Regions from separate parts of the Homo sapiens genome. Here region 2 is linked to region 1. Evidence: read pairs that join two places in POLR2A ChIA-PET (ENCODE). Cell type or tissue: endothelial cell of umbilical vein. All regions are shown on one strand.

Region 1 (2,500 bases):
TAGCCATTATCAGCACTGTCACTGTGGCTGTTATTAAATGGATAATGCTATGGCTCTCATCCTCAGGAAGGTAAGCCAGACACCCGAGCTGTCATACAAATACACAGAGCAAAGAGTAATCAGACGTCTTAGCCTGTCTACCCATCCTGGTCCCCTCTAATGGAAACAGTGCTATTCTTACTAGAGGAACACAGACCCTATCAGCACTGAAGCTAGTTCCTCGAAGACATTCGATTGTCAGAAAATAGCAATGTCCTTGCTTTGCCAGCGTTGGAACTTTTCTTCGACTTGGGAAAAGCAAGCAGTGAAAGTTGCAGCCATTTGCTGTCCCAGTGCACGGCCTTGCATAAAGTGTGAAAAGGGAGGTGGTGATGAGGAATGCTTTACGACAGGAAAGAGAAGAATTTACGGGACCAGCCTCAGGAGGGATGTGCAGGCTGCTTTTGGCAATTGGCTATATGCAAACTGTTGCCAGCATTAGTAATGCCTTACACAGTATCAGAGGGGAGGCAGCCTGCCCACTAGAATCAGTACTGTGGCCACCTCAGCAGGTCTCATCTGGTTCCCTGCTATCCCCATTAGAGATTAAACCTGAGCCATCTAAACACAAACCTCTGAAAAACACAAGAAGACACTTGCACTTCAGAACCACTCACAGGCTCTTGGAATTAAAAACATACCTCACATTTTACTTTTAGATTATAGATGATATTGCTTGGTTCTCTAATTATGTTTTGCATAAAAGGCTTTGTTTCTCCCAACTGGATTACAAACTCTAAGGTCAGGTCTGGAATATTTCTCATATTATCTCTAGAATGTCAATCACGGGCTAGACACAAGACGGCAACACACACAGTAAAGTTCAGGGAATTTTACTGATTTCCTACCAATACTGGACTCACATCATAGTAACATGTGCAAAAGACATCACATTTTCCCCTAAGAAATTTCCCTTGGGAGAACTCACTGGTACTTCTTGAGCACTCACTCCGGCCCCAGCACTTGGTTTTGCAACCAAAGGGCCCAGTTTTCCCAAATAGCCATTTAGTTGTTTTCTTTAAGTACTTACACGTGGAGACACTGTCTGAAGAATGTTTCTAATTTTGTGTCATAGCATTCTTAATAAAAGTCATTATTAAATGTGCAAGTGTGAGTCATTATAACTTCCTAAGATCTTAAAAGTAAACAGAATTCAAAAACCAGGAAAAATTTATTTTTTAGCCTATGTGTGTTACTTTTAGTTTAAAAAGTGTCACCACCATACATGCTAGCAAAAGTAGCAGATGACTGGACTAACATTCTTCTTGCCTAAATGCTGGACTAATCTTGACCCAATAGTGGCTATTTCAGTTTGGAGCCCTGTGCCATATAGAGAGATGAGCCAAGGACAACTTCCCAACCATGCTTTTACAGTTGCCTCCCTCAATCTGCTTCCCTCCCCTACCCAAGTGGCTTGGGGAGGTCATACCACATCTCATCTGTCTGTCTGATTTCAATGGGCAGCATATTGTGAGGCTACGGGCACAGACTTTAGAGCCTGATTAGCCGAGTTTAGTTTTAGTTTTACTAGCTGTGTGATCTTGGGCAAGTTACTTAACCACTCTGGGCTTATTTCCTCATCAAGAAATGTAGATAACAACAGTTCCTGCCTCATAGAAATGATGAGTTACTTAATGTGAATTAGGTTTAGCATAGCGCCTGGAATGCATTAAGTGCTGTAGAGCCCTTGGCTATTATTTATTCATCAACAAGAAAGATAATATCTACATGGCCTACTGTCATGATTTTTATAAGAATCAACACTGATAAAGAGTAAAAACAAGCTTCGTAAATTCTAGATAACTACTGTAAGCTTTTGCATTTTGGGCAGGTATGCCTACTATTAAGTGACACATCTGGCTTATAAACTGCTCTCTGGGTAATAGAGCCAGGAGCCAAAGCCAGATGGGTCATACAGTGACATGGTCTGGCACCAGTACCTTGGGCAACGAGCAAAATGCCTCCAGAACTGGTTAAACCCAACCAGCCACAACACCGTCGTCTATTGACATCTCCACTAAGACCAAATTCTGATGCATGAAGATACAGGAATTAAGATCTCTGTTTAGTGTCAAGTGCCCAGGTCAGTACAATGACAAAAAGCTGGTTTAAGTTGAGGTTCATTCGGTTCATCCTAGACTGTCAAACGCCACTGAATTCACCACAGGTGACTGGTTCTGCTAGGTAGAATAAGTTGAACGAGGATAAGGGAAGTCACTGAACCCTGTTGCCATCCACACCACCACAGTGGCTGGAGAACTTTATTTCCATTCTGGAGAATTTCAAATCTCCAGAAATAAAACACAAAATTCCCAGGAAGTGAAACAGTATCTGTACTTCACAACGTAATCAAATAAAATTCAACTGTACAGCCAGTCCTTGTTCTTCACCCCCTCCCTGTCTATTGCTTAGGACCCATACCCAACAGCAGATGCTGGTTTGACACTCAGTGGTGTGATAA
Region 2 (2,500 bases), 250 kb after region 1:
GAGAAATTGCTGAAAGTGGCCAAATCAGGCTTTCTTAGATCTGGAGCTCTGCTGCCCAATTAAATCTGCACACTCACATTGGACAACATCTAGTTTATAAAGGCAAATATTTAATTAGTGGAACCTTAGGACTGGCAATGCTACTTCCAACCCATGTAACAAGATACCCTAAGCTTGAAAAGCAAACCCTGTAAACTTAAACTACTGTAAAATTATAAAGTTTAACATAAAAATGGAAAATCTTTAAATAGCCGTTTTGTGCAATGTTCTTAACAGACAAGACTGCCACACAATGAAACTGTGTAACTGCTAGCAGCAGGCACTCCAGGAAGATAAAATAAACTGGCTTTATGGACCCGAGGAATTGATTTTTAATGAGATTCTGCTTGGCTATAATGGCATCCTGAGAGGGCGATCCAGTTTCCACGGCCTCTGGTATACAGTTATAAGGTGCAGAGCAAGGACTCAGTTAAACAATGCCCATGTATTTGCCCTTTTGGCATATGAGATTAAATAAAATAAGGATGTTGTTCTTAGACACTTTCCAGAAACTGCACATGCACGTGCGTACACACACATACACACACACACACACACACACACACACACACACACACACACACACACAATACTCTGACTTCAGATGCTTTTCCTTAGACATTACCTGCTCGTATATTCTAAATTTTAGAGGACTTGACCCTTGAAGTTATGGGCTTGTGTTTGTATTTCTCTATCGGGGTATAACAACCCATAAATTATTAGATGAACTTGGCTGATTATTTTGTATTCCACTACCTGGAGACATTTATGCTTATATATAAATATGTACAGCAATGGATATGGATACAAATAGGTATAGATAGAGATATGGCTATAGATAATTGGCAATAGAATTGAGAAGGCAGTGTAGTATATTGGTTAAGAGATTCAGCTTTGAATCTTGCCTCTGCCCCTTCCTAGCTGTGTGTCCTTAGGCATATTAATCAACTTCTCTGAGCCTCAACTTTATCTTCCATAAATGTGGATAGTAATACCAATTTTACAAGGTTGTAGTAAAGATTAAATGATACACAAACACACAATAACATAAATGAATCTTAGCAATATAATATTAAAGGAAAAAATAAATCTCCAAAGATTATGTATAGCACATTTTTTCATAAAGGTAAAGCTAAATAACATTGAAGTCTATATGTTTATGAGTTCATACAGCAGCAGTAGAATCATGTGCAAAAAAGAAAAAGAATGATAAACACAAGGTCCAGGGTGATGACTGCTTTGAATGAGAGGGAATAAGGGAGAATGGGAGGGAGAGAGGATCAAATAGGGAGATAACTGGTTATAGTCAAGGTGCTAGTTTGTGATGGAGCGGCAGGCTCGTGAACACATATAATGAATAAAAATAAGTAGTCAACTAAATAAAACTAGCAAACTAGCTACAAATGGACCAATGATGAGAATATGTCATGAACCAAGGAATATGATTAATCCAATTCTGTGTACTGGAGGGTCAAAGAAAAAGAAGACTAAATGAGATAATGTATATTAAAGTGATTAGCACAGTATCAGGCCCTTAGTAAGCACTCGAGAAAATCTTAGGTAAATGGCTGGGTATTTCTACATACATTCATATGTATCCTTATCCTTAATTAATTTGGCTTTCCCCGGCATCATCCACTTCCCCCCATTTTCCCTATTTTTTGATTTCCTCATTTTTTTTTTCTGTTGCATCATCTGGGTTTAGAAAAATCCTTCACTTTTCAATTTTTAAAAACCTTGAGACATGATTTACATACAATGCCATGTACAGATCTTAGGTGTTCAGCTCCATGCATTTTGTCCGCTGTATTCACAAACGTAACCATGATTCAAAACAAGATATAGACTATTCCCATCATCCCAAAAAGTTTCTTTGTGCCCCTTCCCACTCAATTATCCCTTTGCCAAAGGTGACTTCTTTCTGACTTCTGACATCTCTCACTATAGATTAATTTTGCCCATTTGTAGACTTCATATAAATGAATCATACTGCTTGTATTCTTTTATATCCAGCTTCTTTTGATCCCCGCAATGCTTTTGAGATTCTCTATCATACTGTGTATCTGTAGTTCATTCCTTTTTATTGCTGAGTAGTGTTTTGTTGTATGAATATGCAACTTGATTATCCTTCCTTTCTACTATGAATGGACGTCTGGGCTGTTTCCAGTTTGGAGCTATTATGAGTAATGCTGCTCTGAATATTCTTTTTTTTTTTTTATACAGAGTCTCACTCTGTCACTGAGCTGGAGTGCAGTGGTGCCGATCTTGGCTCACTGCAACCTCCACTTCCCAGGTTCAAGCAATTCTCCTGCCTCCGCCTCCCAAGTAGCTGGGATTAAAGGTGCCCACCACTACGCCCAGCTAATTTTTTGTATTTTTAGTAGAGATGGGGTTTCACCATGTTGGCCAGGCTGGTCATGAACTCCTGACCTCGTGATTTGCCCGCCTCGGCCTCCCAAAG

Evidence for each region. ChIA-PET counts read pairs that join two places held together with the same protein. Peaks named below come from ENCODE experiments on the same cell type or tissue, not always from the same donor. Only the 100,000 strongest peaks of a DNase experiment are listed, where the experiment ranks them.
Region 2: POLR2A ChIA-PET joins it to region 1 with 8 read pairs; 5 of 35 experiments call an interaction of 5 or more read pairs at or near these places.

The regions. Positions count from the first base shown.
Region 1 is chr14:61,515,105-61,517,604 of GRCh38, reverse strand. All of the region lies in intron 10 of PRKCH (protein kinase C eta), which reads right to left. Among named protein-coding and RNA genes, the nearest start is that of PRKCH-AS2, 29 kb to the left of the region's middle. In endothelial cell of umbilical vein, no CTCF peak of the experiment used is centred here; a DNase peak (open chromatin) is centred at 1,294; H3K27ac peaks cover 380 bases.
Region 2 is chr14:61,261,976-61,264,475 of GRCh38, reverse strand. It overlaps a transcript of PRKCH not described here. Among named protein-coding and RNA genes, the nearest start is that of TMEM30B, 18 kb to the left of the region's middle. In endothelial cell of umbilical vein, no CTCF peak of the experiment used is centred here; no DNase peak of the experiment used is centred here; H3K27me3 peaks cover 338 bases.